2 separate regions of the Homo sapiens genome follow, and region 2 is linked to region 1. A link is a loop called in an ENCODE intact Hi-C map of the cell type or tissue named here. Cell type or tissue: mammary epithelial cell. All regions are shown on one strand. Each heading gives the region's core, and the rest is flanking DNA. Links, peaks and the distances in the headings are about the cores only. Region 1 has its middle 22 kb from the start of ZP2. Region 2 holds the start of CRYM (crystallin mu).

What was found. Peaks named below come from ENCODE experiments on the same cell type or tissue, not always from the same donor. Only the 100,000 strongest peaks of a DNase experiment are listed, where the experiment ranks them.
Region 2: it touches region 1 in a loop (11-fold over the local background); 38 of 110 quality-filtered maps call a loop at or near these places.

The regions. Positions count from the first base shown.
Region 1 is chr16:21,183,077-21,195,287 of GRCh38, reverse strand. No RefSeq gene overlaps it. Among named protein-coding and RNA genes, the nearest start is that of ZP2, 22 kb to the left of the region's middle. RefSeq lists enhancers at 134-283, 6,108-6,177, 6,228-6,317. In mammary epithelial cell, for the core only: a CTCF peak has its summit at 6,440 (motif pointing left); DNase peaks (open chromatin) are centred at 6,417, 6,897 and 10,297; H3K4me3 peaks cover 323 bases; H3K27ac peaks cover 581 bases.
Region 2 is chr16:21,272,014-21,284,224 of GRCh38, reverse strand. It overlaps CRYM (crystallin mu), which reads left to right and starts at 5,935. Exons shown (of 8, transcript NM_001376256.1): 1 at 5,935-6,143; 2 at 6,641-6,794; 3 at 8,631-8,693. The coding sequence starts at 5,974. RefSeq lists an enhancer at 5,934-6,143. In mammary epithelial cell, for the core only: a CTCF peak has its summit at 5,874 (motif pointing right); no DNase peak of the experiment used is centred there; H3K4me3 peaks cover 740 bases; H3K27me3 peaks cover 815 bases.

The DNA of each region.
Region 1 (12,211 bases), core at 2,395-10,394:
AACAAACTTGTTACAGCAACAATAGGAAATTAAAATACTGAGTCACTACCCACAACTTGAAAAACATGGCTTAAAAGTGCACATTTTACAGATGAGCAACTTGAGCCCTAAAGAAGCTTGTCCAGGATGTCACAGCCCCTTGATTTCAGAGCTAGAGCCTCTCAGCTGCAAGTTGGTCCACTTGTATAGAGTCATATTGGGAATCAAAGTCCCCTGGGTCTCAAGGCAGCCCACAGCGTGACTTGGTTCTGATGTGTTTGCCAAAAATGCTAAAGCAGAACTTTGAGAGTGGAAAGCCAAGCTGGTGTGGAGCAGCTGCCGGGATGAACACTTGTTGCCATGGTAGCCTGGGAGCAGTTGACTAAAGTCGTGTTCTTGCCTTCTGAAAGTAGGCATCCTACTATATATGGGGGAGGCAGCCTCCTCAGACAGGAACTGTGTGGGAAGAGAGTCGAGCTTAAATCCTGAGAGACTGCTGCTTCAACCACGTTAGTGTGCTTGCAATCTCCTTTATCACGTAGTGATGGGCTGTAATTGTCATACAGGTGTCAAGAGTAGAATGATGGAGCTTTGGGGTTCTAATAGTTTGAGCAGTTCTGATTGATGGTGGAGGTTGCAGGAGTTGAAAACAGACTTGTGTGCCCTGGGAAGGCACCTGTAATGTAATGTACTACTTTCCCCTGCCCTGTTCTGCATTAGGAAGTTCTGTGGGATGCGCAGGCTCTAGAGCAAGAGTTGGGTTTGGGTTCGGGATCTACGTCTCCCTGGCTGTGTGGCCTCGGGCAGATAGAACAATCTCTGAGCCTGCTTCCGCATCTGTAAAAAGGGAACACAACCTAATTTGGAAGCGTGTGAGGGTTCAACAAGATAACCGTTGTATTGATGTAGGCACTGCCCAGTCAGCATTGGAGTATCTCAACATCAAGAAAATAGCACTGTTCTAACTCTAAATAAAAACTCAGATAACATTATGGACAATAACTGTGACTTGAATAAGTCTGTGTGCTATATACCAAGGCATATGTAATCAAGTGCATATGTGGTAGAATGTACACCTGATTGTACAGACCTCTGGCCTAGACACCATCTACCAAACTAAAATCTTTAGGGAGACACCACCTACAAAACTAGACACTATCAGCTGGGCATGGTGGCTCACTCCTGTAATCCCAGCACTTTGGGAGGCTGAGGCAGGCGGATCACCTGAGGTCAGGAGTTTGAGACCAGCCTGGTCAACATGGTGAAACACCGTTTCTACTAAAAATACAAAAAATTAGGTGGGCATGGTGGCAGGTGCCTGTAATCCCAGCTATTTGGGAGGTTGAGGCAGGAGAATCACGAACCCAGGAGGTGGAAGTTGTAGTTAGCCAAGATTATGCCACTGCACTCCAGCCTGGACGACAGAGGTAGACTCCATTTCAAAACAAAACAAAAAACAAAAACTTAGACACCATCTACTAAACTAGAATCTTTAGGGAGTGGAGTCTAAGCATGTTTAGGCTCTATAGGAGGCTAAATCATGGCCCCAAAGATATTCACGTGCTAACCTCTGGGACTTGTGAATTTTCCCTAATATGGCAAAAGGGACTTTGCAGTCATAATTAAGGTAAAACGGTGAGATGGGGAAATTATCTAAATTATCCAGGTAGGCCATACATATAACTGCATGTGTGCTTGTAAGAGGGAGTTTTGACTATGGGGAGAAAGCAGTACAATGATGGAAGCAGAGGTTGGAGTGATGCACTTTGAGATGGAGAAAGGGCTATAAGCCATGGGATACAGGGGAACACTAGAGGCTGGAAAATGCAAGGAAATGGATCCTCCCCTAGATCCTCCAGAAGGAACCAGCTCCACCGACACCTTGGCTTTAGTCCAGTGAAAGTGATTTCAAACTTCTGACCTTCAGAATTGTAGCAGAATAAATCTATGTTGTTTTAACCCACTAAACTTGTAATAATTTGTCTAAGCAGTGAAAGAAAACTAATCCATGCTCCTCAGATGACTCTGACACATATCCCTGGATAGAAATCACTGTGCTAGTGAAGGCAGAGCCTACCACACTTCATCACAGACAACACATTACAAACACACACTGTTGCTTGCACATAGGATCTAAAAGCATGGGGAGCAGTTTATAGCTTCAGGAACTTGGCACTTAAGTTGCAACTAGTTCCATTTCCAAACAGTGATGTATCGTAGTTGAAAGAAGAGGCATTGCTGAGAATACAGGTCCTGAGACAGGGGTGAGAAAAGAAAAGAACTTTGATCTGAGAAATATAAGTCCTTCTAAACTATCAGGGCCAGAGACAGTAAGATGAGATAGTCAGCTGGGTGCCGTGGGTCACACCTGTAATCCCAACACTTCGGGAGGCCAAGGTGGGCAGATCACGAGGTCAAGAGATCGAGACCATCCTGACAACATGGTGAAACCCTGTCTCTACTAAAAATACAAAAATTAGCTGGGCATGGTGGCGCACACCTGTAGTCCCAGCTACTCAGGAGGCTGAGACAGGAGAATTGCTTGAACCTGGGAGGCAGAGGTTGCAGTGAGCCAAGATCATGTCACTGCACTCCAGCCTGGCAACAGAGTGAGACTCCATCTCAAAAGAAAAAAAAAAAGGAAAAAAGATGAGACAGTCATCACATCCTACTCCTCCCTTGAGCTAAGTATCCATCTCTTGAAACTGCTTACTATTGCCACAAGTAGCTTTAAGTTAACCTAATAATGCTGCACCAGACATATAACCACACCCTATAGCTTAACAATGTATAGCCAATCACACATCAATGTTATTTCTGAAAAACAATGAGAATTCCTGACAAAGAACTGTGCATCAGCTCACTCCCTGTCCCCCCTTTTTTGCCTTTAGAAATCCACTTGTAAATGCTGCTAATAGGAGTCTATAACTCATGTCAACTTGAATCCATGCTCCGGGGTTGCAATCCTCAAACTTGGCCCCAAAAAACTCTCTACTTTTAATTCTGCCTCAGTTTCTCCCTTTTAAGTCAACAGGGAATTTAGTTTCTCTCCCATTGGATGCAAAGATGTGAATTACCTCTGATAGTGCCCACCACTGTGTCAATAACCAGAAAATCCACAGCACAACATTGCTTCTGGTTTGAAAGTGATGATGTGTTGAGTGGGAAGCTGTCTCATCGTGGGCAGCACAGGGGTTGCGGAAAGGTAGAACATGCAGCCTGTGGCACAAGGTGTGTGCTCAGGCTTATTCTCGGTGTTGTGGGCTCAATTGTGTCCCCCCACAACAAGTTCACATGAAGTTCTTACCCCCAGTGTATATGTTTTTGAAGTCCTTACCCCCAGTGTGATATATTTGGAGGTGGGGCTTTGGGAATTAATTAAGTCATGAGGATGGTGCCCTCATAAAGGGGATAAGTGCCCTTAAAGGAAGAGAAAGGAGAGTGAGCTTCCTCTCTCTGCTCTCGGCCATGTGAGGATACCGCAAGATGACCATCTGCACAGCAGGAAGCAGTCCCTTCCTCTGAATTGTCTGTTTATAGCCTTTGTTTAATTTATACTAGATTTTAAAAGTCCTTTTCCTATTGATTTTTAGGGTTTCTTTATATATTCTGAATGCTGATCCATGACTGTTCGATTACAGGAACTCTATGAATACGTCACAGAAACAGGTCAAAAAATACCCTCATATGATGACATCCACAGACACGAAGAAGGCATTCACTGGAACCTGAGATTCACACATGATAGAAAGCCCTTTGAAAATTAGGATGAGAAGCATGATAATCGTATCTCTTTTAAAGCAAGGTGCACATCAGACTTGCAGAGGAAATAGAAGTATGCTCGCTGAATTGGAGGACTGAATTGTGTGACCCGCAAATCGATATGTTGAAGTCCCAACATCAGAATCTCAAAATATGGCTGGAGGAAGGGTCTTTAAAGAGATAATTGTGGCTAAGTGCAGCAGCTCACGCCTGTAATCCCAGCACTTTGGGAGGCTGAGGTGAGTGGATCACCTGAGGTCAGGAGTTCGAGACCAGCCTGGCCAACGTGGTGAAACCCTGTCTCTACTAAAAAAAAAAAAAAAAAAAAAAACTAGCCGGGCATGGTGGTGCAGGCCTGTAGTCCCAGCTACTCAGGAGGCTGAGGCAGGAGAATCACTTGAACCTGGGAGATGGAGGTTGCAGTGAGCCAAGATCACGCCACTGCACCCCAGTCTGGGCAACAGAGTGAGACTCTGCCTAAAAAAAAAAAAAAAAAAAAAAAGAGGTAATTGCATTAACATGAGTTAATAGGATGAGCCCTAGTCCAATAGGATTGCTATCCTTATAAGAAGAGGAAATTCAGACACAGGCAGAAGACACAGGGAGAAGACAGCTCTCTACAGGCCAAGGAGAAACCAAGCCTGCTTGGCATCTTGATCTTAGACTCCCAGCTTCCAGGATTGTGAGAAAATAAATGTCTGTTGTGTAAGCCACCCAGTTTGTGGTACTTTCTATGGCAGCCTTAGCAAATGAATACATATGGTCCTCATTATAGCAAGTTCCATCTGCTAAGTCTAGGGACTGCAGTGTGGGTGCTGGGCTGTTAGGCAGCATTGGTTACTTTTCCTTATCTCAAGAGTATGAACCCCTGACTGAGATTCCAGATTTAACTAAATCCTCCTTGGTCCTGACCTTTGCTCACACAGCACATGAAGACCCTTACTTTGTGAATAAATACAGCGAAAACACAAGTGTACTGGGGCAGATAGTGTAGGGCTTAATTAAAAGGGATTTTCTTGCCCTTTCTTTTTCCTTCCCACCTCATCCCCTTCTTCCTTGCTAAGAGAACCTGGACTTTGTTTGCACAGCACACCCTGGGGGACAATCCTGCTTGGCATGAGATAGCCAAGATAACGTCCCATTTCCCTTCTGTTTAGAGGTGAGCATGTAATACAGTTCTGTTCAATGAGATTTAAGGGGAAGTTGAGAGGGGGCTTCTTTTTCCTTATTTAAAAAAAGGTATGTGCAGCTAACCCCTTTTCTACCTGCTTTTGGATATGATTATGTGATGTGATTCCCGGAGCTATGGCAGCCATGTTGTAACTATGAGGAAATAACCCTAAAGACACCCTGAGAACGATGGAGCGAAAAAATGGAAAGCCTAAATCCTTGATAACTTCATTGTGTTCCCCAAATCAACCCTAGAACCACTTGCCTCTGCATTTCATGTTTAGTGAGAGTTTAGGAGCTCTTATTTTTTAAGGGAGGCATTTTTCATCTAAACTGATTCAAGCTAAGAAACTTCATTCTTAGGAGAAAGTCTATGGCTATAATTTGCATTCATAAAAACATACCAAGTTATATGTAAGCTTTTCTTTGGATGACTTGCCAAATTTGTACTAACCAAAAATAAGAGGGACTTCACTAACAAATCTATTTTACTTTGGCTCCCTCAGGCCCAAAAGAATTGGAGTCTGCTTGTGTTCATCTTTGAATTTCTATTGGTACTTCTGCAAGGGAAGTAACTTGACCAAAAATAGAGTATAAAGAAGCTTGATTCAAAGCAGATAGTATAGTCTCTTACTCCTCACCCACACTTAGGGATCCTCTTCCCTGAATCCTGTTTCAGGGTCAGAGGGGCAGGGAAGATGCTATGAAGTGAGCACCAGCTGTAGGAGTCATGGGTTCTAGCCCCAGCACTGCAGTCTTTCTGTTTGGCCTCTAGTAAGCAGTCTAAACTCCCTGGGCCTCAGGTCCACCATCTATGGGAGAGGGTGGGAGAAGTTATCTATTACCTTGCTACTCAAGGTGTGGCCGGTGGAAGGCTTCATCTGGTGGCTGATAAGCAATGCAGGAACTCAGGTCCTGATGCAGACCTACAGACTCAGAATCTGCCTTATTTATTTATTTATTGACAGAGTCTCACTCTCGTCACCCAGGCTGGAGTGCAATGGCGCAATCTTGGCTCACTGCAACCTCCGCCTCCCCGGTTCAAGCAAGTCTCCTGCCTCAGCCTCCTGAGTAGCTGGGATTACAAGTGTGAGCCACCGCACCCGGCCAGAATCTGGCCTTTTTTTTTTTTTTTTTTTTCTTTTGAGACGGAGTCTTGCTCTGTCACCTGTCGCCCAGGCTGGAGTGCAGTGGCGCGATCTCAGCTCACTACAAGCTCCGCCTCCCGGGTTCACGCCATTCTCCTGCCTCAGCCTCCCGTGTAGCTGGTACTACAGGCGCCCGCCACCACACCCGGCTAATTTTTTTTTTTTGTATTGTTAGTAGAGACGGGGTTTCACTGTGTTAGCCAGGATGGTCTGGATCTCCTGACCTCGTGATCCGCCCGCGAATTTGGCTTTTAACAGGCTCCTATGCATAGGCTCATTCAAGTTCAAGGATCGCGCGTTGAATGCTTCTTCCAGCCCTCGGTGCTATTGAAGTCTCGGCTGAGCCAGCTTCGGATGGCCTGGATGTGCGCTCCCTCTACTGGCTCAGAGATGAAACGCTTTCATTAGGAAACAGTTGCGTTTCCTTCTGATGGTTTTTCTAAGGTTTCCAGCTGGGGATTGAAACTCCAGCACGGGAGCTCCTAACAGGGGCATAGAGACTCCTAGAGCATGTGGCTGGGGCTTGAGTCTCCTCCTGAGTTTTGGAAACATGAACAAACAATGTGTGCTGCTGGAGGCCCATACACGGAGCATGTCCTCTCCAGCCTGGAGGTCCATACACGGAGCATGCCCTCTGCAGTGTATGGACCCCCTGGATGGCTGACTCCCAACTGCCATGGGACACTGTAGTCCATCTTCCGAACGTTTCGTCGTTGTCACTTCTGCTTTAACAAAAAAGGCAGCAGAAGGGGGAGGAAAGGATCTGCACGTGGGCTAGGAGGCCGATAACCGGGTTCTGTGGCTTAGTCATTTGCTGACTCTGAGAACTTCCACAGGTGACTCATCCATTAACCCTGCTTTCCTCTTCCATCAGCTGAAGAGTAGGGGATGGGAATGAGAGCAGAATAACGTCTCTGGACTGTTATGAAAGGTAAGGATGGTAACTGATACGAAAACTCTTTGACAACCTGAACCATTTCACAACTGTGAACTTGTGTGTTTCCATGATGCCACGATTGCCACTGGTCACTCTGGGGCAGACCTGGTCAATTTTGACCCCCTCTCCACCAGCTGTGCTCTTGCTTGGCCTAATTCTCTTAATTCTTATTATTTGTTGAGGTTAGGGTTTGTCAAGACTGGCACTGTTGACATTTGGGCCCAGATAATTCTTGGTTGTGGAGGCCTGTCCTGGGCTTGGTAAAATGTTGAGCAGCATCCTTGGCCCCTACTCATTACATGCCAGCAGCACCCAACACAGGCACGCATATCGTGATAACAAAAAATGCCTCTAGCACTTTGGGACGCCAAGGCAGGAGAATCACTTGAGCCCAGGAGTTTGATACCAGCCCTGGCAACACAGTGAGACCCCATCTCTACTGAAAAAAAAAAAAAAAAAAAAAAAAAGCTAGGCATGGCGCCACACATCTGTAGTTCCTGCTATGCAGGAGGCTGAGACAGGAGCATCATTTGAGCTTGGGAGGTCAAGAGAGCTGTGGTTGACACTGCACTCCAGTTTGGGCGACCAAGCAAGACCCTGTCTCAAACAAAAAAAATGCCTCCAGGCATTGCCAAATGTCCCCTGGGGGTGCTGGTTGAGGGTTGGGGCGGGGGGCGGGGGCGGGGAACAATCACTCCCAACTGAGAACTGCTGATCTAGATTTATTTATTTAGTTAGTTAGTTTTATTTTTGAGACGGGGTCTCACTTTGTCATCCAGGCCGGAGTGCAATGGCATGATCTTGACTCACTGCAACCTTTGCCTCCTGGGTTCAAGCGAACCCTCTTGCCTCAACCTCCCGAGTAGCTGGGATTACGGGTGCCCGCCAGCATGTCCAGCTAACAATATTTGTATTTTTAGTGGAGACAGGGTTTCACTATGTTGGCCAGGCTGGTCTTGAACTCCTGACCTCAGGTGATCCACCCGCCTCAGTCTCCCAAAGTGCTGGGATTACAGGCATGAGCCACTGCACCCAGCCTAGGATGTCTTTTGCAGTTAGACAAACTGCAGTTAGAATCCCACTTCTAATTCTATGGGCCCTTAGGCAATTTAACTTGTCAATCTTTCGGTTTCCTTATCTCTAAAATGGGAGGTAGTGAGGACGCACTGGAAACATGTATTGCTGTGTATTGGGCTTAAAATAGCCCCCCGCAGCCAGGCGCAGTGGCTCACGCCTGTAATCCTAGCACTTTAGGAGGCTGAGGCGGGAGGATCACTTGAGCTCAGGAGCTCAAAACCAACCTGGGCAACATGGTGAAACCCTGTCTCTACAAAAAATACAAAAATTAGCTGAGTATGATGGTGGGCACCAGTGGTCCCAGCTACTCGGGAGGCTAAGGTGGGAGGATTATCTGAGCCTGGGAGGTCGAGGCTGCAGTGAGCTATGATCATGTCACTGCACTCCAGCTTGGGTGACAGAATGAGACCCTGTCTCAAAAAAAAAAAAAATAGCATCCAGCACATGGCGAATGCTCAAAAATAAACAAACAAGAAACCTGGACATACTGATAAATTAACATTATAACTGTAAAAAAGTCATCGTTTTTATGCTCTGGGGATTAATTACCTTTCCAATCGGCCACACATTGAGCTGTGTGTCTAAAAGGCTAAGGATATCTTTGTAAGGACCTTAGCCCGAAGTCCTTAACGGTCCTCCACAGCTTGGTTAACAACAGGTCTTTTACATCTTCCTGTTTCACTCAGTTTTAAATGACTCATGTAGCCATGCATTTTGACAACTTTTCTTTGTTTTTTTTTTTGGAGACAAGGTCTCATTGTTCCCCAGTGTGGAGTGCAGTGGTGCCATCGTAGCTCACTGCAGCCTTGACCTCTTGGGCTCAAGTGATCCTCCTGCCTAAGTCCCTCAGTAGCTGGGACCACAGGCATGTAACACTATCCCCAGCTAATTTTTTCATTTTTGTAGAGGCGAGGTTTCATTATGTTGCCCAGGCTGCTCTTGAACTCCTGGGCTGAAGTGATTCTCTCGCCTTGGCCTCCCAAAGTGCTGAGATGACAGGCACGAGCCACTGAGCCTCGTCCTTGACAATTATTCTTGATGGGCTTGTTTGGTGTCAGCCACTGTGCTAGGGTTCTGCACCTTATTTCACTTCATTTGATCGGTGAAGGTTAGGCCCAGACCATGTAAAGAACAGAACCTGAATGAATAACCTCACTGCACAGCCTTGATTTAGATGTCACATTTCTTAGCTGAATTGGGTGAGTCCTTTGAACTTTAGTTTTCTCTCTCATATCCAGAGGCCGATGGCATATAAAGAAGTAGCAGGAAGCAGAAGCTTGGATTGATCTTTTTTTTTTTTTTTGAGAGGGAGTCTCCCTCTGTCACCCAGGCTGGAGTGCAGTGGCGTGATCTTGGCTCAGTGTAGCCTTCGCCTCCCAGGTTCCAGCGATTCTCCTGCCTCAGCCTTCCGGGTAGCTGGGATTATAGGCATGTGCCACCATGCCCAGCTAATTTTTGTATTTTTAGCAGAGACGGGGATTCACTGTGTTGGCCAGGTCTCAAACTCCTGACCTCAGGTGATCCACCTGCCTCGGCCTCCCAAAGTGCTATGATTACAGGTGTAAATCATTGTGCCCAGCTGGGATTGGTCTTTGATCATGGATTGATCCATGAGGGGAAAGAGTTAGCACTTCTAAGTGCTGTGGGAAAGCACTTTGCCCTTGGCAGAGGTTGGAGTAAGGTGTTTATGTGATCAGAACTATGCTATGAAATGATCTCCTGGCTACTCTCTGGGAGAGCATCCCAAATGAAGGCTGTGTAAAGCTCTCAGCACCAAAAATACTCCCCAGCCCAAACGTACCCTCTAAGCCAGCTGTCTACTTGACACATCCTCTTAGTATCCAAGAGGCATATCTGACTTAATATGAGCAAAGCAGGGGTTGAATTTTCACACAGCCCCCATTGAGACACAGACAAGGATACCCCAAAGTCTGTTACTTTGGCATGCAGAGCACTTCTGAGTTAAAGGAAAATGAAAGGCCTTAGAAACTGCTTCAGAACCAAGGATTTTCTAACCTTCTCTTGTTTCTGCCATCTTGAGTGCAGGGAGGGGCTCTGTATTAGTCTGTTCTCAGGCTGCTGTGAAGAAATATCTGGCACTGGGTAGTTTATAAAGGAAGAGGTTTAACTGACTCACAGTTCCACATGGCTGGGGAGGCCTCAGGAAACTTACAATCAAGGCGGAAGGCACCTCTTCATAGGGCGGCAGGAGAGAATGAGTGCCCAGTGAAGGGGGAAGTCCCTTGTAAAACCATCAAATCTCATGAGAACTGACTCACTATCAGGAGAACAGGATGCGAGAAACCACCCCCCATGATTCAATTATATCCACCTGGTCCCACCCACAACACATGGTGATTATGGGAACTATAATTCAAGATGAGATTTGGGTGGGGACGCAGCCTAACCATATCAGGCTTTCTCTGGAAGTTCCCTTATCTGACCGAGGAAAATTTCTTCCAAAAGAAATGCAATTGTCTTAATTTCTGTGAATATGCAAAGTGATTCCCAAATGCTGAGGGAGCCGAGGAACCAAAGAAGGAGGCAGACAGATCCATTGTGTTGACTTTGGGTGATTCATTGAAGGAACTTACAGACACAAGTGTGGTCTTAGGTGGTGGCAGGACAGGTAGCTCTCTGCACTGTTACTCCCCACACCAGGGCTACGCATATACCATAGGGAAAGGGTATGCTTGCTCCAGCAAGCCAATTAAAGGCAACCCTTCAGGACAGGCAAGAATGCTGAATGTATCATAGCCTATAATTTGTGTGATGACATCAAGGTCAACATGTTCTTACACTAGGAACAGTGAAGTAGGAATCAGGAGGCATTCATGGGACTGGGGTTAATCAGAAGTCAACGTGGTGGATTAGCATCCAAAATAACCAGAAAAAATTAACCACTGCAGAAGAGACTAAAAGTTGTCACCATGCTCGGGCTTTTCATCTATTTTGCCGAGAGTAATTCTGAGAGATTACCTAAAAGACTTAATCTGCATAATAAGACTACCTTTGTTTGCAGTGCAGTTCTGCCCCTCACCTTCCCATAACTTGTCCCATTCAGTTTCTAAAGAAAATAATTTACAAACTATTGTCTGCTTTTTTTTTTTAACTTTCATTTTAGTTCCAGGAGTACATGTGGAGGTTTGTTACATGGGTAAATTGCATGTCACAGGGGTTTGGTGTACAGATTATCATTCAGGTAATAAGCATAGTACCCAATAGTTTTTTTTATCTTCACTCTCCTCCCACCCTCCACCTCCATGTAGGCCCCAATGTCTGTTGGTCCCATCTTTATTTCCATATGTACCCAATGTTTAGCTCCCACTTATATGTGAGAACATATGGTGTTTGGTTTTCTGTTCCTGCATTAGTTCACTTAGGATAATGGCTTCTAGCTGTATCCATGTTGCTGCAAAGGACACAATCTCATTCGTTTTTATAACTGTGTAGTATTCTGTGATGTATATGGCACCACATTTTCTTTATCCACCATTGACGGACATTTTTTGATTCCATTTTTGCTATTGTGATAGTGCTTTCCACAGTGACTGAACTAATTTACTTTCCCACCAGCAATGTGTAAGCATTCCCTTTTCTCCACAAACTCGCCAGCATCTGTTATTTTTTGACTTTTTAGTAATAGCCATTCTGACTGGTTTCAGATGGTATCTCATTGTGGTTTGCTCTTTGGGTCCATTCAATTCCCCTAAAAATCATTTACAATCCTTCAAGTTGCCTACATTTCCCCCATCTCCCTCTATGTAAGTTTCAATCATTTGGCCTTTCTTTGAGTCTCATATTTTTGGAACTCCTGTGTTCATGTGCATGTTAATAAATTTGAATATGCCTTTTCTCCTGTTCATCTGTCTATTGCCAGTTCATTTCAGGGATCCTTCAGAGGGTAGAGAGGAAGCTTGTCCTTCACTCCTACAATAGTGTCACTATCCACTACTGGCTCAAGCTAAAAACCTAGGTGCCACCTTGTGTCCCCCTTTCCTTCTCCATCATCACCAAGTGCTGCTGGCCCTCAAAATGAGGAAGGTCTCCATTACATTTGCCCTAATTTTTTTTTTTTTTTTTTTTTTTTGAGAGAGAGTCTCGCTCTGTCGCCTAGGCTGGAGTACAGTGGTGCGAT
Region 2 (12,211 bases), core at 2,604-10,603, 89 kb before region 1:
CCTCAAGTCAGACTAGCACCAAAATTGACTACACCGCTCAAACCCTTCTATCTAGCACTAAACAATAAGCCAAAAAAAAAAAAAAGTTAAAATTCAACCCTAAGTCCCTATGGGTTTTCATTTGTTAGAGGCGCGCGCTTTCGAGCTCCGCGCGCCGACCACGGGCAGCGGGTGGGCCCCCTGGCGTCTGGAGCAGCGGCCAGCGCAGAGGACGCAGGCAGAAGGAGGAAGGGCTGGCCGGGGCTCCCGAGCACTCACTGCTCAAGCCTCGCCGCCGCCTCCGCCGCTGCGGGGTGCGCGTCCATCTGGTTGGGGCTCCTCATCCCAACACCCTCCCCAACGGCCCGCCGCGCAGCCGCCCGCGGGCGAGTCTGTAGCCTGATCCTGCGCGGACCCGCCAGAGGCACACCAGGAGGTGGGGAACCGGGGGCGCCCGGGGCAGACCGGGGTGGGAGTGTGGGGAGCCGGGGACGGAGTGTGGGGAGCCGGGGACGCGCGGAAGGTGCCGGGGGCGCGCGGAGGAGCCGGGAGCGCCACCTCAGTCCCCCCACCGCCCCACCCCGCGCATGCTCCCAAGAGCCCCAGACCACCCTTCTCCGGCTTCCGAGATACTTCATCCGTTGCTTGTCCTGGCCCACCGCTCAGTCCCCCAACTCTAGGACGACAGAGGTTAGGGATAAGGGGAATGAGACACGCGCCTTGGCTGCAGCATTCAAGGTGAAGCCAACTCAATAGTCAAAATAAAGACTTTTATACAATATTTTTACATTTTAAAATAAAATGTAAAGATAAAATTTCGTGAGGAGCTGTATTGGCATCTACAGCAAAAGGAAAAGTCAGTAATCCTGAGCCGTCTTTGTTGAAAATTTTTGTACTCTGTTCACTGTGGATTTTTTGGCATTGATTTTTATTTTAAATATTGCATTTAGATGTTTTAGTTTAATATTTATCATGACTACTGAGTGAATCCCGTACATTTTGTGCCATAGGTGAGTACCTCACTATGGTACAGCTCTACCCTGCTGCCATCTTCACTGTGGTAGTGGCAGAAGTCTAGGGGGATGTAAGTAACCACCTCCTCCGCAGGGTCTGTTAGGGGTTAGCAGGGAACTTCCAGAGGCTCAGGCACAGGAGCTTACATGGCCCCCAGGCTTGTCCCAGGACAAGGTCTCAGGGAAGGGCGGGGAAAAGAGATTTACACCAGCTTTCTCAATACTGACCCCTGCATTACTAAAAAGTTTATTAATCTTCTTTCTGTTAAGTCATAATTATAATAATAATTTCATTATTTTAATAATAATAAAATAAACCTCAATAACACCTAATATTTAATATGCTACTTATTAATAATACTTATTATTGGAGGCTTGGGACAATTAGTTCTCTGTGCCTCTGGTCTCAAAAGAAGTGATGCAACCAAGACTAGTTTTCTCAGTGCTACTTTACTGAGGACCTGGGTGATGTGAACCAAAGCTTTATCAGGAAGATGATTTGAGATGATTTGCAGAGTTGTCCTGTTTCTACAGGATTCACTGGAGTGAATTCCTATTATTGAGGTTTCTTATTTTGTCATTGTTAAAATAATGAAATTACTATTATAATCATGACTTAAAGAAGATTAATAAACTTTCTAGTAATGTGGGAGTCAGAAATAAGATTTCTATTTAATCGGGGCTAAATTCCTGAATTTACTATGGAAGCAAATAAATATCTGGCTTTCTTATTTCATATCTCTTTTAGTTGATGAGTATTTGGTTTTGCTTTTTTTCTCCTTGTTAACTTTAAAAAAAAAACCACACAATTTATAAATTTAGACAAGAAGAGACTTTCTTATACGAGGTTACAGCCTGCAAGGTGGGATCCTATGCTGGGAAGCACGCTGTATTATTCCGTTTTCATGCTGTCTATAAACACATGCCTGAGACTGGGCAATTTACAGAAGAAAGAGGCTTATTGGATTTACAGTTCCACATGGCTGGGGAGGCCTCACAATCATAGTGGAAGGCAAGGAGGAACAAGTCACATCTTACATGGAGGGCAATAGCAAAGAGAGAGCTTGTGCAGGGCAACTCCCATTTTTAAAACCATCAGATCTCGTGAGACTCATTCACTATCATCAGAACCGCAGGGGAAAGACCCGCCTCCATGATTCAGTCATCTCCCACTGGGTCCCTCCCACAAGATGTGGGAATTATGGGAGCTATAAGAAGAGATTTGGGTGTGGACATGGAGCCAAACCATATCACATGCCTTGGCCAAGATCAGAGACAGGCACTTTGAAGGAGGAGGGTTGGGGTAGGAGCTTTATGCTCAACAGGTTGGCTAAATATACATATTCAACAGGTGAGAGAAGAAGCTATGAATATTCATGAAAGTGGTCCTGATGCATGTGTATTTAACAAACATGCATGTTACATACAACTCATGTTCATTTTGGGGTGGTTGCAGCATTTAAATGTATTACAATTCAGCCTGATACGTCAAAAGGTCTTTTCAGGACATGAAGGCATGCAAGTGTGCAACCTCTGTAAGTCAGCCAGAACCATCCTATAGTCGGTAGTCTTATCAGGAGAAAGTTACTGAAATCAGTCTCTTGTCCAATCAAGCTGTAGTTATGGCTGGTGGAACAAGGGGTCGGTTAGTCAATATCTGTGATTTGGATGAGTTGTAATTGTTTTAATATTGCATATCTTCAGCCGGGCACGGTGGCTCATGCCTGTAATCCCAGCACTTTGGGAGGCCAAGGCGGGTGGATCATCTCAGGTCAGGAGTTCGAGACCGAGACCAGCCTGGCCAACATGACAAAACCCCATCTCTACTGAAAGTACAAAAATTAGCCGGGGGTGGTGGCATGCACCTGTAATCCCAGCTACCTGAGAGGCTGAGGCAGGAGAATCACTTGAGATCATGCCACTGCACTCCAGTCTGGGTGACAGAGAGGGACTTTGTTTCAAAAAAAAAATTTATATATATATATATGCACATATATACATATCTATATAGATACATAGATACATATACATATCTATATAGATACATAGATACGTATATATGTATATACATATATGTTTGTGTATATATATATATACAGAGAGAGAGAGAGAGAGAGAGAGAGTGAGAGAGAGAGAGAATCACTCTGTTGTCCAGGCTGGAGTGCAGTGGCACGATCTCGGCTCACTGCAACCTCCACCTCCCTGGTTCAAGCAATTCTCCTGCCTCAGCCTCCTGAGTAGCTGGGATTACAGGCACATGCTACCACACCTGGCTAATTTTTGTACTTTTTGTAGAGATGGGGTTTCATCACGTTGGCCAGGCTGGTCTCAAACTCCTGACCTCACATGATCCGCCCGCCTTGGCCTCCCAAAGTGCTGGGATTACAGGTGTGAGCCACTGTGCCCAAGCCATGTTCCCTATCTTCTCTGAGCAGGGCTGGGGAAAACAAAAACAAAAATATTGCTTATCTTCAAGCCAGTGCTTGTTTAGCTGCTGGAGAAAACAAAAACTCTGTGGCAGTTAGAACATAGCTTTTTTCTTTAAGTGTAAGGGTGCGTGACTTAACCCTTCCTGGCATGGCCTTAGATCCTGTTTATAATTTGTTATCGTATTGCCACAAAGAGTCTGTTCTGTCAGTCTTGTGATCTCTGTATTAACATTAAGGCTGCTCAGTTGTGTCTAAACTCTAAAAGGGAGAGGATGTAATGAGGCATATCTGATTTGCCATCCCATCATGGCTGGAAACTAAGTCTTTAAGGTTTTTCTGGGGTCTGCTTGGCCCAGAGGGGGTTCATTCAGTAGGTGGGGGGCATAGGATTTTATTTTTAGTTCACATTCACAAAAACAAAGGGCCAAAAAAGTCTTACTGTGTCACACAGGCTGGAGTGCAGTGGTGCAATCTTGGCTCATTGCAGCCTCCATCTCCCGGGTTCCAGCAATTCTCCTGCCTCAGCCTCCTGGGTAGCTGGGATTACAGGCACCCGCCACCACACCCAGCTAATTTTTGTATTTTTAGTAGAGAGAAGATTTTACCATGTTGGCCAGGCTGGTCTCGAACTCCTCACCTCAGGTAATCCACCCACTTGGGCCTCCCAAAGTGCTAGGATTACAGGCGTGAACTATCATGCCAGGGCTATATGTCTGTGCTTTCTAAACCCAATAAATGTGATGTAATATTAATGCTAACAGCACACGTGATGGGCCAGAAACATTTCTATAAGCCCAGCGGCTCTGGGCATAAATTTCTAGGGATGGTGAACCGAAGAAACAAAATTGTGTCATTGAAATCAGCTTTTCCCAACCACCAGTGTCTTCTCTCTCTCTCTCTTTCTCTCTCAGTGTTCACTTATTACATGGCTACTCTGTGCCAAGCACTGTTGCTAAACACATTATGTACAATTTCTCATTTCATTGGTACTGATTTTGACACTTACTCATCCACTGTCTTTTATCATGATGTGACCATTTCCTACAAAATGCCCTATGTAGCTTCCAACCAAAATACCACAAAGCACAACTTCAGCAGTCCTGCCTCTTGACCTTCTCCCAGGCTCTGCTCTCGCTCATCTGTTCCATCCTTTGCATTGGCAGAAGACCCATCTTTCTAAATGCTTACTCTCTTGGAGCATGTAATTTCTTTCCTAGGAATCACCATTCTCAGCTGCCTGACTCCAAGAATCGTTCTCAGTTTTATCTTCTGATGCTCCTAGACCTCAGCACCTTATTCCAGCCTAACACATCTGGCAACTCACTGTTCCCAGAGCTATTCAACATGCCTTCCACCTCAGGGCTTTACTTGGCCTGTAATGCCCTCTTCCTCTCTTTCTGCCAAAGTAGCTTAATGATTAGGAATATAATTCTGAAGTCCAACCATGGGCAAAGCCAGCTCCTCTGCTGACTTGGTGGATGACCTTGAACTAAATTTCTTCCCTTCTCAGAGCCTCCAATGGACAGTAAAACTAATAACAACACCTCCCTACCTTAGAGGTTGTTGTATAATTAAATGAGATAATATACATAAAGTGCATGGTGCAGTATCTGGTACATAGTAAAGATCAATAACCTGATGTTATCATTGTTGTCGTCACTATTATTATTTCAGACCTTGGTTTCTCCCCACTCTTTCATGAAGCCCTTATCTAACCACTCCAGGTCAAAATCATCTCTCTTTTCTTTGAATTAACTTACTTTTCCTATCACTGATTTGATGACTAGGATTTATTGCCTTAAGCTTTACATCATTCCTTTCCGATTTTATTTCCCCATCTCAGGTAAAAACTCCTGGAAGAAAAGATCCTGCAATTTGGCTTTTTGTGAGATGGAAAAGATTACACCTTGCCCTGCAAACTTCCCCCCTTTAAAGGCGAAGGTTTGTTAGGTTAGTTAGCCTGTGAGAAAACTGTGCGTTCTTAGCAATCAAAGGCCAGACATCTGGGGGTACAGGGGGGAGGAAGACTAGGATAAGAGACTCTAGACGGGGACAGAATTAAAAGGAAAAAAAAATTAAATAAGCCTCCGTCTCCTTTTATCTCCTAGCAGTAGGCAGTAATTTAATAAATAAAGGAGCCCCGTTAGCGTTTTCCCTGTCCATTCTTTCCCAGGCACGGTGACCTAGACAGCAGCAAAAAGCGAGTTAATAGGGAGGGGTTATGTAGGAAGCAAAAGTCAAGGAATGTGGCTACAGCTGATTACAGGAACTGAGAAAGTGGACCAAACAATATTGACTCCCAGCACGCCACCGCGATGTCCATCTTGGGGAATCCGTTGCTGGAAGGGACCCATCTCGCCCACCCTTAGGGGTCGAGGTGGGCGAAGGGGGAGGAGAGGGCTGGCGGGGCGGGGCGGGGTTGCTCCGCCCCCGGAGGCTGGGCTGTGACCAGCAGGCGGCTCCACAGAGCAGCGGGCGCGCTCATAAAGGGCACAGCCGAGGGTACGTGGATCGCGGTGCGGAGACTGAGGTTAGAAGGCACAGGTGGCGAGATGAGCCGGGTACCAGCGTTCCTGAGCGCGGCCGAGGTGGAGGAACACCTCCGCAGCTCCAGCCTCCTCATCCCGCCTCTAGAGACGGCCCTGGCCAACTTCTCCAGCGGTCCCGAAGGAGGGGTCATGCAGCCCGTGCGCACCGTGGTGCCGGTGACCAAGCACAGGGGGTGAGTGAGGAGGGTCGGGGTCAGGGGCAGGAGAAACTGGAAAGCGGGGAAAGGAGGAGCAGGAAGAGGAGGGGTGGGAGAAGGGAAGAGACGGCTTGCCTAACCGTTGCTAACAGCTGCCACTTTTAATAGGCGCTACCCGGTGTGCTAAGTGGGCGTTTTACAGGTGTTACCTTGTTTATTTCAGCACACTCTCCACCTAGGGAGGTATTGATACCACCATTTGATTGGTGGAAAACTGAGACTCAGAGAGGTTAAGTGACTTACCTAAGCTTACACAGCTACTAAGTGGCAGAGCTGGAAAGGTTTTCTGATCCAGAGCCAGACTTCTGAACATACTGTGCATAGTGTCTAAGGGAAGGGCAGAGGGATGCGGGGGCTGGAAGAGGGCCAGTGGGGTGGTGAGGAAGGAAAGAAAAAGGAAAGTATATGGATACTTTCTAAGAGACCCCAGCATTGATGGGAAGGGGCTGAAGCTGCTCCCTCTCTCCTTGTAGCTACCTGGGGGTCATGCCCGCCTACAGTGCTGCAGAGGATGCACTGACCACCAAGTTGGTCACCTTCTACGAGGACCGCGGCATCACCTCGGTCGTCCCTTCCCACCAGGCTACTGTGCTACTCTTTGAGCCCAGCAATGGCACCCTGCTGGCGGTGAGCAACTTCCTGTCCCGGGGTGGAATGGGGCCCCTGGGCCCAGATTGAAGCTCAAAAGTAAGTTCTCCGCAGCAGGGGGAGTCTTGATTGTGACTACGCGTGCCCCTCTGCAAGTGACTGGATACCAGCAACAGTGAAGGTTATCTGTGTCCATGTATCTATTTCTAGGACTGCCTGAGGATGCATAACACGGCACCAGCGCCCACTGCTGCCTCAAGCATGTGACAGTGTGGAAATAATAATCTTGTTGTCATTCTTGCATATGTCCTTGTCCTATACTCAGTTGCCCCAAATACGCAGCTTGAATGAACCCATTAGCCAAGGGAAGACTTACTTACTGAATCCTTGTCGACATGGAAAAGAAGGGGTGTTCTATAATCCCTGGGAGTCTTCAGAGGGGTATACGGTGTGACCTGTTTTAATATCTAATCATAGTTTCAAAAGGTAGCAGTAGCTTGTGTTTATGGAGTACTTTTTATAATGCATCAGGCACTTTTCTAAACATTTCACATTTATTAATCCTCTTAATACTTAAAACTATTCTATGATATGGGTAATATGATTACTCCCACTTTATAGATGAGGAAACCGAGTCAGAGCAACTATGTTCAACTTACCGAGGTTTATGTAACCAACAATTAGCATGGTTGGACTTCAGAGCTGCTCAGTCTAAGTCCACGGTCCATAGGTCCAGACTCTTCTAAGACCACCGCCATTTTAACTGCTACATATTGGGCACTTATGTGCCAAGAAGGAGACGCTGATCACATTCAATTCTGCAAAATTCCTCTATGGGTGTTTTTATTAACTCCCCTTCCCCCCAATTTCTGTTGAGGTCCTTGAGGCTCAGGTTAGTAGAGTCACTTTGCTTGAGGTCACACATCTGGTTAGTGAAAGACTCAAGAATCACTCCCAGGTGTGACAGTTAACTCTTAAGGTCTGTGCGCTCCAAGCTGGGTCTTACAATGTCCCTCCTTTTCCCCTGAATTTCTGGATCGCCAAATAATCTGGCCGTTTAACACTCCTTTGAGAATATCTAGCTTTCCCCAACTTACACTCATCCAACCGAGATGGCATTCATACTACCTGCCAACAGCGGTTCCCTAGGGGGGTAGAACCCAAGGCTTTGAAACTAGATGACAGCTGAATCTGCTCAGTGACTTCGTGATTCACTTCCTCATCTGTAAAATGAGGTTGATGATGCCTATTTTTTGATGATCAGCTGAGATGAATAACAGGGAGAGGAGTGCAGAGGATGGTTTTTACTAGCGAGGCATAATTTTCAACCTTCGCTGTGTATCGGAATCACCTGGGCTGTCTGGGTCTCACTCCTGGAAGAGATACAGACTGGGTTAATCTAAGGGTGGTATCTGAGCATCTTCACGAAGCTTTCCACATGTGCAGCAGGAACGGAGAGCCACTAAGAGTTTCATGGCCGTTGTCCAGATGTCAATTGGCAACCTTCTCTCTCTAGTTCCTTCTTAATTTGGTGTTTTGAGAATCCTAGGGCAAGAAAAGAAAATGGGCAGTTCTTGAGGGCTCACCATGTGCTAGATGTTTCCAGATATGCCAGTGCATTTAATCCTCACAATAACCCTCTGAATGGCTGGCATTATCTTTTTTACAGGTGAGGAAACCAGTGCTTAAAGATTAAAGTGTTTGTTCAAAGTTGCATATCTCGTAAGTGGAGGAATCGGATCCAGGTCTGACGCCAAACCCATGCTGTTTGTAGGATGCTATAAAACTTCCTAAGCTAATATTTTAGAACTGTTTCTTCTAATTTATGCAGTGGACAGGGGTTCCCCTTGCTCACTGTCTCTCTTTTCCTCCAAGGTCATGGATGGAAATGTCATAACTGCAAAGAGAACAGCTGCAGTTTCTGCCATTGCCACCAAGGTAAGATGAATGGCTGGCTGTACCATTAAGGTGAGCTGTCAAGTGGGGTCTGGTGTCTCAATCTTGAGAGACTAAAGGAGAAGTGGGGAACTTATTTTGGTTTCCTGTTGGACATAGCTGGAACTCCAGATGTCAGATATATCAGTAATTCACGAAATTATTAGCTACCAATTAGTGTGCATGACCAGATTTCAAGTACCTTATGTGCATAATTCTCAATCTTCCCATCAGTCTTGAAGAATCGAAATGAGAAATTCTCTCCACCTTCCAGGTCAAGGAATATGGCTCAGAGAGCTTCTGTGAATTGCCCAGGATCACACAGCTAATAAGTGCTAGAGTAAGAATTTAATACTTGACCTCTCTGGCTTCCAGGACTGGCTTCTTGTCCCTGTACCACATTGCCCCTGGTAAGACAGTATAATTGTCCCATAGACCAAAGCTAGTACTACACAAGAGGCTGAGTGAACTGAACATATCCAAGCCAGATCCCTGTATTCATTCGACAAGTATTGACTGGGCTTCTATCATGTGTCAGGCACTGTTCTAAATGTTAGGGAAATGGCAGTGAGAAAAACAGAGGGGCACACACAGGGGAGGTAGACAATACCAATAAAAAGGAAAACACAGGCTGGGTACAGTGGCTCACGCCTGTAATCCCAACATTTTGGGAGGCTGAGGCAGGCGTATCACTTGAGCTCAGGAGTTGGAGACCAGCCTGGTCAACATGGTGAAACCTCGTCTCTTGTAAAAACACAAAAATTAGCTGGTCGTGGTGGTGGGCGCCTATAATCTCAGCTACCCGGGAGAGTGAGGCAGGAGAAACGTTTGAACTCAGGAGGCAGAGGTTGCAATGAGCCCAGATCGAGCCACTGCACTCTAGCCTGGGCAAAAGAGTGAGTGTCTTAAAAAACAAAACAAAAAGGAAACAAAACAAAACAAACAAAAACATCTGTTGAGTTTAATAATGTGTTAAATAGTAATAAATAATATGTAATTAAATAATTAGTACATATTAATAAATGATTAATAGCGTGCTTAGAATTTGCTAAAAAATAAAACCAACAATAATCCAAAAAGCCACATAACATGTTAGGTGAAGATAAAGCAGAAGTGAGAGTATTGGAGAAGCTGTCACATTTTACATTATCCAAGAAAGGCCTCCCTGAGAAGGTGACATTTGAGTCAAAGCTGAAAGCAGTGAGTTAGCGAACCATGCAAAAACACGGAGGGGCACTCCAGGCAGAGGGAACAGTAAGCAATGGGGGTGATGATGTTCCCAAGCAATGTCAAGGCATCCTATAAGAAAAACAGCATTTTTAAAAGTTAGAGTTAAGAGGATGAGGCTTAGGAAACAGGGTGTCTGTGGGAACGATTGGAGTCTGGAGTCTTTCACATTAAATGTGGAAGTACAAGGTCTTGGGACACTGGTTTTCCTAAGTTATTATAAAGGAAACGTGGTAACCCAGGGAAAGTTGCAGCAGCAAAGACCAGGTGTTCAGGTTGCATGTCGAGGTTTTCTAGATACCTGCTGGGGAGGGAAGAATGGGAGGATTAATCTGGTAATTGTATGCGAAGGGAGTAGACCAACAGCACCCACCTCAATGAACTGGTTTTTAGTTATATCCAGACCTGACTCAACTGAAGTAATCAAGGACTCCTTGCTATGTTTGCTGGTAATTTGGGAACAGAATGAATCTTGTATTACTGTCATTTGCAAAGAGCTTTAGTCTTTTTCAAACTCATTTCCAGCCCCTTGTCTGGACTACGAGTTTCTGTGAGGAAGGCAGAGAAAGTATTAATGGCCTCATTTTACGCATAAAAGAATAGAAACTTGGGTTTCCTGAAGTCATACAACCAGGTTCCTGCGGGTCCTTTTGAGGCCACATGGTCTTGTCCCAGATAAGAAGTTTCCAACAGAAGCAAGCTATGCAGCAGCATTAGCTAGGGAAGTTTTTAAAAACTCAAATTCCCATGCCTACTGAATCAAAATCACAGAGTGAGGATCAACCAGGTCTGGAAACCACACTTTTGTAGACCCAGCCTGCAATAACACTGCTTTGTTGCATTAATAAAAATCTGTGCTCCCAGAAGAATCAAGAAGCCTTGGGTTGACACTTCAAAGTTTAGACACTTCAAAGTTTAGGCTGAAACTTCACAGCTTTATTTCCAGGGGCTCAGATGAACTGTTTCAATAAGGAACAAAGGGTCTATTTTACTTGTTGCCTTGAGAGTAGAATATTTTCTTGTCCATCATTTCTCTTCTATTTAGGGCTCTTGTTGGGGAGAATAAGTATACGGAGCTCTAGGGTCTGATGAACATAATACATTTTTTGTGCTTGGGTCTCACATAAGCTTCATTGAAGCCTCTGATATGTTTTCTCAAGGTGATAGTATATATTAGGGTTTAGCACTAACATACATTTATTCAACAAATATTTGAGTGTCCACCAAATGCAAGGTTCTGCGCTCAGCATGGGGTAAGCAAAACCAGATACAGTACTTGCCCTCATGTAGTACAGGGTCCAGTGGGGGAGGCAAGATATAGTCCAAAGATCACATCAATAGGCTGGGCGCAGTGGCTCACGCCTGCAATCCCAGCACTTTGGGAGGCTGAGGCAGGCAGATTACCTGAGGTCAGGAGTTCAAGACCAGCCTGACCAACATGGAAAAACCCCATCTGTACTAAAAAAAAAAAAAAAAAAAAAAAAAAAAAAATTAGCTGGGCATGGTGGCAGGTGCCTGTAATCCCAGCTACTTGGGAGGCTGAGGCAAGGGAATTGCTTGAATCCTGGAGGCGGAGGTTACAGTGAGCCAAGATCACACCACTGCACTCCAGCCTGGACAACGAGTGAGACTCAGTCTCCAAAAAAAAAAAAAAAATTCACACCAATAAATATGAAACTACAACGCTGACAAGTGCTGTAAGAGTGTAAAGCAGTATGTCTTGATCTAGCCTGTGGCTGTGTCTCTGTAGGGGATATTTGAGCTGAGATTGAAGGATAATCAGTTACTTGTGAGGGGGAGAGGGGACAAAGCAGCCTAGCATCGTATGGCAAGGAATTAATTCATGCAAAGGCCCTGTGGTTGAAGGAAGTACATGAGCTTGGGAAGCTGCAAGGAAGCCAGTATGGCTGGAAGACAGGAAGTGCAGGGGAACATGGCATGGTGGTATGAGAGACAGCTTTAGAGATAGGAGGGCCAGACCATGCAAGGCCTTGGCAAATGCAAATGAAACAGACTTTCAGACTCTTTAAATGAGAAACCCAGCAGATTCATATACGTGTACTTAATAACCTGCATGCTTAGGAGAAAAGATTGAAGTGCCACTAATGCTGTTTAATAAATCTTATAAACATATGATTAAAAATCGGCTGGGTGCAGTGGCTTACACCTGTAATCCCAGCACTTTTGGAGGCCGAGGCAGGTGGATCACTTGAGGTCAGGAGTTCGAGACCAGCCTGGCCAACATGGCGAAACCCCATCTTTACCAAAAAAAAAAAAAAAAATTAGCCAAGTAT